Regions from separate parts of the Homo sapiens genome. Here region 2 is linked to region 1. A link is a contact called in ENCODE Hi-C or POLR2A ChIA-PET data. All regions are on one chromosome and are shown on one strand. Each heading gives the region's core, a stretch centred on a gene start or an enhancer-like site at or near the end of the contact. The rest is flanking DNA. Distances are from core to core; before and after follow the strand shown. Region 1 has its middle 22 kb from the start of MAP4. Region 2 has its middle 38 kb from the start of CDC25A.

Region 1 (5,817 bases), core at 1,359-3,858:
ACGGTGGCTTATGCCTGTTATCTCAGCACTTTGGGAGGCCAAGGCAGGTGGATTACCTGAGGTCAGGAGTTTGAGACTAGCCTGACCAACATTATGAAACCCCATTTCTACTAAAAATACAAAAATTAGCCGGGCATGGTGGCATGTGCCTGTAATCTCTGTTACTCAGGAGGCTGAGGCAGGAGAATCGCTTGAACCCGGGAGGCGGAGGTTGCAGTGAGCCAAGATTGTGCCACTGCACTCCAGCCTGGGCAGCAGGAGCAAAACTCCATCTCAAAATAAATAAATAAATTGTTCACTTCTTTTAAGTATTTTTTTATGCTATTTTAAGCAGAATTGTTTTCTTAATATCATTTTTGGATTGTTGACGCAGGTACTTGGTGCATTTAAAATACAATTTTATTGGCTGGGCATGGTGGCTTATACCTGTAATCCCAGCACTTTGGGAGGCCAAGGCTTGCAGATACCTGAGGTCAGGGGTTCAAGACCAGCCTGGCTAACAACGGCAAAACCCCGTCTCTATCAAAAATACAAAAATTGGCTGGATGTGGTGGCGCACGCACGCCTTTAATCCCAGCACTTTGGGAGGCTGAGGCGGGCAGATCATAAGGTCAGCAGTTCAAGACCAGCCTGACCAATTGGTGAAACCCCGTCTCTACTAAAAATACAAAAATTAGCTGGGTGTGGTGGCGCATGCCTATAGTCCCAGCTACTCAGGAGGCTGAGGCAGGAGAATTGCTTGAACCTGGGAGGCAGAGGCTGCAGTGAGCCGAGGTTGCGGCACTGCACTCCAGCTGGGTGACAGTGAGACTCTGTCTTACAAAATAAATAAATAGGCTGGGCGCGGTGGCTCACGCCTGTAATCCCAGCACTTTGGGAGGCCGAGGCGGGCGGATCACAAGGTCAGGAGATCGAGACCGTCCTGGCTAACATGGTGAAACCCCATCTCTACTAACAATAAAAAAAAATTAGTTGGGCATGGCTGCAGGCGCCTGTAGTCTCAGCTACTCGGGAGGCTGAGGCAGGAGAATGGCCTGAACCCAGGAGGCGGAGCTTGCAGTGAGCCGAGATCACGCCACTGAACTCTAGCCTGGGGGACAGAGCAAGATGCCGTCTCAAAAAAAAATAAAAAAATAAAAATAAATAATATGATTTTGTCAAATTTAAAACCTTAAGATCCTATTGGCTTGTAATAGCAAGGAGTAGAAGCGTGGATTGTAGAATGTTCTTATGAAGGCTTTATTTCATCAATGGCTTTTAAGCACTTTGGGGTCAGACTTTGAGCTGTTAGTGATTGTTTTTGAGCTGTAGTCCTTAGAGATTCCAAACTGATGACTGCATATGTCACTTGTATAGTCAATGTGACTGGTTTTCAAAAGCCCTTTCAGTTATAGAGCCAATGACTGGGCAACAGAAATGCCTTTCATTTATATCATTCTTCTGTTTTCTTGGTGCAAAGGGCTGTAGTTAAGAGGAACAGTTAGATTTTAGTGGCTTACCAAGTTGCTTTAGAGGAAGTCTATGAAAGGACTGTTGAGCCAAACAATGTTCAGATTAAAAACCAGTCTGTTAGCAGGACAGAATCCTCTTGCAGATACTTTGTTTAACCTTTAACTTAGTGCAAGAAGAGTTCAAGCTATGACTTTTGAGATTAAATCTTAAATTATGTAAGCATGTTTCTGATAAGGATTGTTTTATCATCTGCATCAGAACCATTTGGACTGCTTTAAAATACAGATTTCTGGACTCCTACCCAGATTTACTAAATCAAATTCTGGGAATAGAACTTCATAATCTCTTTTAAACCACCTTTCCATGGGATGTCCACGTTAAAGTTTGAAAACTACTTTTATTTATTTTTGGCATCCATATGTGTTTATTGATATAGTTTCCCACTCATCTTGATTCAGGGTTCTTTCAGTGCTGTCTCTATCTGAAGGAGAGCCTTCCTGTAGGCTGGCAGAGGACAGCAGAGCAGCCAGACACACAACTACTATTGTGCATGACTGACGACCATGGTGATTTTATAGCATCCTGGGCATTTCACGTTCAGGAAGTAAGAATTGGGGCTCTGCACCAGGCACTTCTTGTGCTTGCTCTTTTTTTCTGGAGAGGGAGGGAGATTCTTTGTGAGAGGCCTGTTCTCGTGAGGGGATCGTCAGCACTGGAAAACTGAAAACCAGTTTTAATAGTACCTCTTTCTGTTAAGAGATTGGTTTTTACCAGGACTGAAATTTTTCAAATTATGACTCACTGCCAACTATTTTTTCTGTTGCTGTTTTTGTTTGTTTGTTTTTTTTGAGACAGAGTTTCCCTCTGTCTCCCAGGCTGGAGTGCAGTGGTATGATCTCGGCTCACTGCAGCCTTTACCTCCCCAGGCTTAGGTAATTCTCCTATCTTAGCCCTCCCAAATAGGTGGGACTATAGGCGTGCATCACCATGCCTGGCTAATTTTTGTATTTTTTGTAGAGACTGGATCTCACCATGTTGCCCAGGCTGATCTTGAACTCCTGGGCTCGTGTGATCTGCCTACCTCAGCCTCCCAAAATGCTGGGATTACAGGCATGAGCCATCGCCCTTGGCCTACAGCCAACTCTTAAAAGCAAAACAACACTAGAAGATAATGGAATAGAAGATTTCAGTAGGCCGGGCACAGTGGCTCACGCCTGTAATCCCAGCACTCTGGGAGGCCGAGGCGGGCGGATCACGAGGTCAGGAGCTCAAGACCATCCTGGCTAACACGGTGAAACCCCGTCCCTGCTAAAAATACAAAAAATTAGCTGGGCGTGGTGGCAGGCGCCTGTAGTCCCCGCTGCTTGGGAGGCTGAGGCGGGAGAATGGCATGAACCTGGAAGGCAGAGCTTGCAGTGAGCCAAGATCGTGCCACTGCACTCCAGCCTGGGCAACAGAGTGGGACTCCATCTCAAAAAAAAAAAAAAAAAAAGTTTCAGTGCATTGTACATAGTATGGATGAGTATTGATTTATAAAACTTCTGTTTCATTTATATATGTGTATGTGAATATGGATCATAATATAAATTTTTTTTTGCCATGGATGGTGATAAAAAGAAAAAAATGAAGACTTGAGAATTAGAAAAACACATATTTTTCTTTCCTTCACTCTTTCATACGTTCTTTTGCATCTGCCATGCTCCTGGAACTGGGATAGGTGCTGGGTGAGCATCCAAATATTCCGAAAATCCTCACTCTTTTTTTTTTTTTTTTTTCTTTTTTTGGAGATGGAGTCTTGCTCTGATGCCCAGGCTGGAATGCAATGGCGTGATCTCGGCTCACTGCAAACTCCACCTGCTGGGTTGAAGCGATTCTCTTGCCTCAGCCTCCTGAGTAGCTGGGATTATAGACGCCTGCCACCAATGCTTGGCTAATTTTTGTATATTTAGTAGAGATGGCATTTTGCCATGTTGGCCAGGCTGGTTTCAAACTCCTGACCTCAGGTGATCCACCCACCTTGGCCTCCCAAAGTGCTGGGATTACAGGCGTGAGCCACTGTGCCTGGCCGAAAATCCTCACTCTTGAGCTCACAGTTTATAGAGGGTAATAGGCACATAAATAATAAAGTGGTATAGTAGAAGCACATGTCATACATTAACTGTGTACTAGAAGTACATATCATATAGAGTGCTCCTGAAGTCATGGCGACTTTCATAGGGATGGAGGTAGGTTGAGGGGTAGGTACTGAAAATATTGAAGCTGGGTGCTGTGGTTCACACCTGTAATCCTAGCACTTTGGGAGGCCAAGGTGACAGGATCGCTTGGGCCCAGGAGTTTGAGACCAGCCTGGGCAACATGGAGAAGCCCTGTCTCTACAAAAAATACAAAAATTAGCCAGGCATGGTGGCATGTGCTTGGAGTTCCAGCTACTTGGGAGGCTGAGGTGGGAGGATCACCTGAGCCTCAGGAGATCGAGGCTGCAGTAAGCCAAGATTGTGTCACTGCACGCCAGCCTGAGTAACAGAATGAGACCCTGTCTCATAAATAAATAAAGTGAAAAGGTGGAGAAGAAGAATAGCATTTTAATTATTAAGCGTGAAAGAATTATTTTAGTATTGAAGATGGACAATAATTGATATAAATCATTTTTGATTTAGTATTCTTATCCACTCTTATTCATATGTTACTCATTCTGATGCAGCTTTTGAGTATATAGGATCAATCCAGCACATGAAGAGCTAAAGGGAGGTTCTGTACCTCTTGTGACAGCTTTTCCTATTCTTGGAGGGACCCTTTTTTACTTTCCTCAGAACTTTATTTACTAGAGTTTATTTCCTTTTTAGATTTTATTTCATGTTGATGCTAGTATTCTTACTGAATGTATTCTGACCCACTAAGAATCAATGACAGGGTAGGGAGGTGTAGTTGAGATTTGGGGAGAGCCTTATGCATTTCATAGGGGTCCAAATTCTGTATCTGATTTTTGGCTTCAGAATACTTTTCAGGCTGTAAGCCAGTAACCTCATTTTAGTCTTTATCTCTCAGCCTTATAGTCATCTTTTGTTTTATCTTACTGTAGGCTAACATTCACCATTAGAAAGTCAGACAGCTGGTCTACACACCAGAAGATACTATATTAGCTTTCATTGCTTATGTTTGCCTGTTGCAGGCTCTTTTGTTTACATCAGCCGCCTTCACTCATTTGGTTTTCATATGCATACTGATTGATACATATAAACTTAGGGAGATTCACTCTAAACAGTGCTCTTGATCTATTTTGTGTTTCTTAAGTGTTTTAGCTCAGAGACTGGTACTGTTTACATAGAAAGAACAGCCTCGTCAAGAGTCTGGAGGGGCATACCCTATGTCACAGCATTTGGCCATAGCTCTATACATGACGATATCAAGAAGGCGCCCCCTTGGACCTACGAAGACAGAAGGCACATTCATGTACTTTGAGTACACAGAAATATGATAAATGATGAATAACAACTGTTTTTAAGAATTAAAAAACAGGAGGCATAAAGTTAATAGGAGATGAATGCTTAATGTGTGGCAGTTTCACGTGTTACATTTGAGGGTCAGGTCGGTAGTGGTGTTGGTGAAGGGAGCTAACTGGTTACCCAGCCTGGATGGGATTGGGTGGCTGTGGGTGGAAAAGGTGGGAGGTAGCGTTATAAACAATTAAACTAGTGTTCAATTGTTAAAGGCTATTATCATAGCCTTTGACTTTTCAGTCTGTTGAATGATCATTTTGCTTTGCATAGAGCTTGCTATAAAGATTGCTGTGAGAGACAATATTTGGTAGTAAATTAAGAGTTGTGCCACTTTACTAGCTGAGCAATCTTAGGCAAGTTATTTAACCTCTAAGTGCCCTGGTGTCCTCATTTTAAATGGGGTTATCTATGTCCTAGAGTTGTTCAACATATTAAGCAAAGTAATTTATGTAAAGTGATTAGAATGGTCTCTGGAATATAAGTCTGCAATAACTGCTGTTTTTTTTTGAGAGGGGGGGATGGAGTCTCGCTCTGTCGCCCAGGCTGGAATGCAGTGGTGGGATCTCGGCTCACTGCAACCTCCACCACCCAGGTTCAAGCAATTCTCATGCCTCAGCCTCCCGAGTAGCTGGGATTACAGGTGTGTGCCACCACACCTGGCTAATTTTTGTAATTTTAGTAGAGGCGGGGTTTCATCATGTTGGCCAGGCTGATCTCGAACTCCTGACCTCATGTGCTCCTCCTGCCTTGGCCTCCCAAAGTGCTGGGATTACAAGTGTGAGCCACAATGCCCAGCTGGCTCTTCTTATTTTTATTTTTAGTCTATTGAGACAGGATCTCACTCTGTTGAGTGAGTGCAGTGGTGCCA
Region 2 (6,383 bases), core at 656-3,155, 110 kb before region 1:
GAGACATGACAACTAAATGAAATGTGTGATCTTGGATGGGATCCTGGACCAAACCGAAAAAGAGTACTATAAAGGACATTTTTGGAACATTTGACTACATTGAAATATGAACTTTAATTAGGTAAAATTATTATTATTATTATTATTTTGAGACACAGACTCGCTCTGTTGGCCAGGCTGGACTGCAGTGGCACGATCTTGGCTCACTGCAACCTCCGCCTCCTGTGCTCAAGCCATTCTCCTCCCTCAGCCCCCTGAGTAGCTGGGACTACAGGTACCCGCCACCACACCCAGCTAATTTTTAAATTTTTAGTAGAGATGGGGGTTTCACCATCTTGGTCAGGCTGGTCTCGAACTCCTGACCTCGTGATCCACCCACCTCGGCCTCCCAAAGTGCTGGGATTACAGGCATGAGCTACTGTGACCCACCAGGTAAAATTAGTAACTCAGTGTTAAGTTTCCTGAATTTGATAATTATACTGCAGTTATGTATGAGAACATCCTTGTTCTAAGGAAATAATACACTGAAATATTACAGGTTAAGTGTGTGTGTGTGTGTGTGTGTAAGAGAGAGAAGTAGACAGAGTCAAAGGGAAGAAAGCAAATGCAGCAAAATTTGAAAACGTTAAAATGTATGACTCTTGGCAAAGGGCATAAGGGAATTCTTTGTACTATTCTTGCAACTTTTCTGTAAGCTTTAAATTATTTCAAAAGAAAACATTTTAAAAGGGGGCTGGGCCGGGTGCAGTGGCTCATGCCTGTAATCCCAGCACTTTGGGAGGCCAGCGTGGGTGGATCACTTGAGGCCACGAGTTTGAGACCAGCCTGGGCAACATAGAAAGACGTCTTCTCTATAAAAATAAAAATTGAAATAAGTAAATTAAATAAAAAAGAGGGGCTGTCATGCTGAGCTCCTATGTGGACGGGGGGATCTGGGCAGTGACTGTCCCGATGCCTGAGTGGTCAAGTGTTGAATGTGAGGAGTGCTCCAGAGAAATATCCAGGCTGGTGACAGCAAGTTGTCACACGTATCCAAGTGGCAGTTCTACCAATGTAGAAGACAGGGAAGCAGAGAGAGAGGTTAGAGGCAGGATGCCAGGAAGCCAGGCAGGGAGGGGTAGGGAGCAGCCACAAGGAGGTCTCAGTGATAGGGTTAAGCTCGGCTGCCTGTGGTGGGACATATGTCACTGGTGACCTTGGGACACAAAGCCTGCCCACGCTAGGGTAGGGTAGGGGAAGGACAGGGAGGCGAGGCAGAAACAGCAGCAGGGGAAGACTGGGTGGCATTGGGCATGGCATTGGGCGTGCTCAGCCTCTGTGTGACTGTGACCTGGCAGCTGGGATGGGGGTGGATTACCTAGATGATTCTAAGACCTTAAGATCTTGGTCATTCTGATTTCTAAGCAATGACTCCTGGAAGTTGTGCAAAGCCCAGTCCAGAGTTCCTGCTTGCACGCTCCCAGAACAGAGGAGGCAGAGTCCCTTCCAGTGCTGGCCAGAGCAGGACAGCTCTTCCGCAGGCAAAGTCAAATCCGCACCTCCATACTGTGGCTACTTTGTATATGTTGATTCATTTTCCATTTATGTTTTCTGTTTAGTTTTTCAATATGGATGTCTTTCTTCAATATGAAGTATTTCAGACATACCCACTGTCTGGGAGTACCCACCGTCAAGGGTAAATAAAAACTTCCACCGATAGGCTTTCTTTGCCCTCTTGTTTCACTCTGCTGCCAGGCTGCCACGGGGCTTGGGGCTGTGACCACTGCAATGGCCATAGGAAGACATCAGGTGGCAGTGGTGCCCCAGGTTTGTCTCCTCAGGTATCTCGGCCTTCTAGCTCCTCTCCTCCAGAGCCAGTCAGTAACTGGGAGGAGCTGGGGGCTCTCCAGGAGCTTCCCACCCCTTCCCCTGCCCTGGCTTCCAGCTGCATTTAATGGCACTTTGCCTGCTCTGAGTACAGGAAAAGCTGTGGCTGTTCCTTGTCCAAGCCGCAGTTCCCAATGGCCTAGTTCAAGCATGTGTTTCATGCACCACAGTGCAAGGGCTCCCAAAGGGGAAAAAAGGGAAGAGGGCTGGTTTGGATTATTAGCATTTTGTATTTTTAATAAATGCATCAATGTGGTCATCATGGAAAAATGTCCGATCTTTGTGGGGTTTATTTACACTTCCTTCCTAGTTTACTTTGGGTGACGCAGGGTGGATCATAGGCCTTAACCTTCTAAAGCACAGCCTCTTTCCCCTGGCGGCTTCCTAGACTCTGATGAAGAAATAAGGCCTACTTTCTGATTCCGGTCTGCCCCTGACCAGTGGTGTGACACTGAGCAGAACACTTCACTTCTCTGGACCAGAGGTCTCAAGTATAAAGGATGAGCTTGGGCAACCTCCCCATCCTCCCCCAAGGACTCCTCACTATTCCTGTTCTTTGGGACCTCCTTACCTTTGCTGACACCTGCAGGGAATGCCTTTCTTTTTCCACAGAACTCTTTTTTCTTTTTTGGAGACAGAGTCTCACTCTTGTTGCCCAGGCTGGAGTGCAGTAGCAGGATCTCGGCTCACCACAACCTCCGCCTCCCAGGTTCAAGCGATGCTCCTGCCTCAGCCTCCTGAGTAGCTGGGATTATAGGCACCTGCCACCACTCCTGGCTAATTTTTGTATTTTTCGTAGAGACAGGGGTTTCACCATGTTGTCCAGGCTGGTCTCAAACTCCTGACCTCAGGTGATCCGCCTGCCTCAGCCTCCCAAAGTGCTGGGATTACAGGCATGAGCCACTGCTCCCAGCCTTCCACAGACTTATTCTTTTTAGGAGGGTTGGGGATGGGGAATAGGGTTTCGCTCTGAGTAGCTGGGACTATAGATGCACACCATCACACCCAGCTAATGTTTTTTTAAAATTTTTTTTGTAGAGACAAAGATCTCCCTATGTTGCCCAGACAGGTCTCAATCTCCTGGCCTCAAGTGATCCTCCCACCTCAGCCTCCCAAAGTGCCGAGATTATAGGAATGAGCCAATGCATCTGCCCTCTGATTCATTCTTGTAAACATAAATAATATAATTGTCCGGCTGGGTGCAGTGGCTCACACCTGTAATCCCGGCACTTTGGGAGGCCTAGGTGAATGGATCGCTTGAGCTCAGGAGTTCAAGACCAGCCTAGGCAACATGGCGAAAACCTGTCTCTACAAAAAAATACAAAAAATTAGCCAGGTGTGGTGGTGTGTGCCTGTAGTCCCAGTTACTCCAGAGGCTGAGGTGAGAGGATTGCTTGAGTCTGGGAGGTGGAGGTGGCAGAGAGCCGAGATTGTGCCACTGTACTACAACCTGGGTGACAGAGTGAGACCCAGTCTCGAAAATAAAAATAAAAATAAAAATAAATAAATAGGCCGGGTGCGGTGGCTCATGCCTATAATCCCAGCACTTGGGAGACCTGAGGTCAGGAGTTCGACACCAGCCTGGCCAACATAGCGAAACCCTGTCACCACTAAAAATACAAAAATTTAGCAGGGCATGCTGGCAGGTGCCTATAATCCCAGCTACTTGGGAGGCTGAGAAGGAGAATCACTTGACCCAGGAGGCGGAGGTTGCAGTGAGCGGAGTTCGCACCACGGCACTCCAGCCTAGGCAACAGAGCAAGACTCCATCTCAAAAATAAAAATAAAAATAGACCGGACGTGGTGGCTCATGCCTGTAATCCTAGCACTTTAGGAGGCCGAGGTGGGCGGATCGCCTGAGGTCAGGAGTTCGAGACCAGCCTCGCCAACATGGCAAAACCCTGTCTCCACTAAAAATACAAAAATTTAGCCAGGCGTGATGGCAGGCGCCTGTAATCCCAGCTACTCGGGAGGCTGAGGTAGGAGAATTGCTTGAACCTGGGAGGGGCAGGTTGCAGTGAGCTGAGATTGCGCCATTGCACTCCAGCCTGGGCGACAAGAGCAACACTTTGTCTCAAAAAACAAAACAAAACAAAAAAAGCCTGGCCAACACAACGAAACCCTTTCTCTACTAAAAATACAAAAACTAGCCAGGCGTGGTGGCAGGGGCCTGTAATCCCAGCTACTTGGAAGGCTGAGGCAGGAGAATCACTTGAACCTGGGAAGCAGAGGTTGCAGTGAGCTGAGATCGCGCCACTGCACTCCAGCTTGGGCGACAGAGTGAGATTCCGTATGGAAAAAAGGAATGTAAAACTCGATGGGATAAACTACAGTTTAGAATTAGATCCAACTGGGCCAGGCACGGTGGCTCACACCTGTAATCCTAGCACTTTGGGAGGCCGAGACGGGCGGATCACCTGAGGTCGGGAGTTTGAGACCAACCTGACCAACATGGAGAATCCCTGTCTCTACTAAAAATACAAAAATTAGCCGGGTTTGGTGGCACGTGCCTGTAATCCCAGCTACTCAGGAGGCTGAGGCAGGAGAATTGCTTGAACCTGGGAGGCAGAGGTTGTGGTGAGCCAAGATCACACCACTGCACTCCAGCCTGGGCAACAGGAGTGAAACTCCATCTCAAAAAAAAAAAAAAAAAAAAAAAGAATTATTAAATCCAACTGGAGAGAGAGCTAATATGCTGGAGAAATGTGGTGTTAGAAGATTATTTGGAATGGAATGAGATACATACTTATGACACTTAGGAAACCATGAAATAGGTGGAAAGAGACAGAACATCCTGAGAAAATCTAACTATATCAAATTTGAGTCCCAGAAGGAAAGAAAAGAAAGAATAGGAGAAAGGCAATTTTTGTTTTTGTTTTTGTTTTTCTGAGACGGAGTCTCACTCTATTGCCCAGGCTGGAGTGCAGTGGCACGGTCTTGGCTCACTACAACCTCCACCTCCAGGGTTCAAGCCATTCTCCTGCCTCAGCCTCCCAAGTAGCTGGGATTACAGGCACGTGCCACCAAACCCGGCTAATTTTTGTATTTTTAGTAGAGACAGGGTTTTACCTTGTTGGCCAGGCTGGTCTTGAACTCCTGACTTCGGGTGATCCGCCTTCCTCAGCCTCCCAAAGTGCTGGGATTACAGGTGTGAGCTACCATGCCCGGCCAAGAAAGGCATTTTTTTCTTTCTTTCTTTTTTTTTTTTAGATGGAGTCTCACTCCGTCACCCAGCTCCATGGAGTGCAGTGGCACTATCTCAGCTCAACCTCTTCCTCCCGGATTCAAGCTATTCTCCTGCCTCAGCCTTCCGAGTAGCTGGGATTACAGGCATGCGCCACCATGCCCAGCTAATTTTTGTATTTTTAGTAAAGACGGGGTTTCACTATGTTGGCTAGGATGGTCTCAATCTCTTGACTGCATGATCTGCCTGCCTCAGCCTCCCAAAGTACTGGGATTACAGGCGTGAGCCACCGCACCTGGCAAGAAAGGAACTTTTTAAAGAAAGAATACCTGATGAACACCTTAAATCCCCAAAATCAAGAAATCCCATGAATCCCAAGCAGAGTAAATAAGAAATCCACATTTGGGTATGTAACGAGGACAGAATACCAAAGACACAGGATACCAAAGTGCATGCTGAATAGAAAGCCAGAGGACCAACACAGAGACAACACGTAGCTGCTGCTCAGCAGCAACAGTGGAAGACTACGGCAACATGGAAATACTGCAAGCCTCGCTGTACTCTCACCCTTCCTAATCCCATGTCCTCTGAAAAGATAGCCCCTATTAAGTTAGGGGTGTACCTTCTAGACCTTTTCTATGCATGTATAAATATACATAATGTATATGGATATGGATGTGTGCATCTATATTTATGTTTATTATTATTATTATTTTTTTTTGAGACAGAGTCTGACTCTGTCGCCCAGGCTGGAGTGCAGTGGCGTGATCTTGGCTCGCTGCAAGCTCAGCCTCCCGGGTTCACGCCATTCTCCTGCCTCAGCCTCTCCAAGTAGCTGGGACTACAGGCACCCGCCACCACGCCTGGCTAATTTTTTGTATTTTTAGTAGAGATGGGGTTTCATCGTGATCTCAATCTCCTGACCTCGTGATCCGCCCGCCTCGGCCTCTCAAAGTGCTGGGATTACAAGCGTGAGCCACAGTGCCCGGTCTATTATTTTTTTTTTTTTTTAGAGATGGAGTCTCACTATGTTGCCCAGGCTGGTCTCAAATTCCCAGACTTAAGACACCCCTCTGCCTTAGCCTCCCTAATAGCTGGGACTACAGGCACACCCTAGGGTGTCCTGGCCTTTATCTATATTTAGGTATTGGTATGGTTTGAATTCTTGTCCCCTCTGAAACTCATGAGATTTAATTGACATGAAGCCTTTAGGAGGTGATTAGGTCATGATGACTCTGCCTTCATGAATGGATTAATGCTCTTATCATGGGAGTGGGTTAGTTATCTCGAGACTGGGTTTGTTCTCAAAGCGAGTTTAGCTGATTTCTTCTGT

Evidence for each region. Hi-C counts contacts between places; a loop is a spot of excess contacts on that map. ChIA-PET counts read pairs that join two places held with the same protein, here RNA polymerase II (POLR2A). Pooled maps may share reads with other maps.
Region 2: a pooled map shows a loop between it and region 1 (3-fold over the local background). The contact joins two enhancer-like sites. A Hi-C loop is called at or near these places in 2 of 168 maps with a recorded cell type or tissue (HepG2 and endothelial cell of umbilical vein), 2 of 37 single-sample maps with no recorded cell type and 6 of 50 pooled maps. POLR2A ChIA-PET finds 5 or more read pairs at or near these places in 3 of 52 experiments (BJ, WTC11 and activated CD4-positive, alpha-beta T cell).

Annotation. Positions count from the first base shown.
Region 1 is chr3:48,035,587-48,041,403 of GRCh38, reverse strand. It overlaps a transcript of MAP4 not described here and the pseudogene RPS27P30. Among named protein-coding and RNA genes, the nearest start is that of MAP4, 22 kb to the right of the region's middle. Within about 2 kb of position 2,608, at least 11 of the 41 ENCODE cell types and tissues checked have a DNase peak (open chromatin) inside an H3K27ac peak, as active enhancers do; they include endothelial cell of umbilical vein, where a contact is called at or near this core.
Region 2 is chr3:48,147,098-48,153,480 of GRCh38, reverse strand. No RefSeq gene overlaps it. Among named protein-coding and RNA genes, the nearest start is that of CDC25A, 38 kb to the left of the region's middle. RefSeq lists a silencer at 4,961-5,150. Within about 2 kb of position 1,905, at least 21 of the 41 ENCODE cell types and tissues checked have a DNase peak (open chromatin) inside an H3K27ac peak, as active enhancers do; they include endothelial cell of umbilical vein, where a contact is called at or near this core.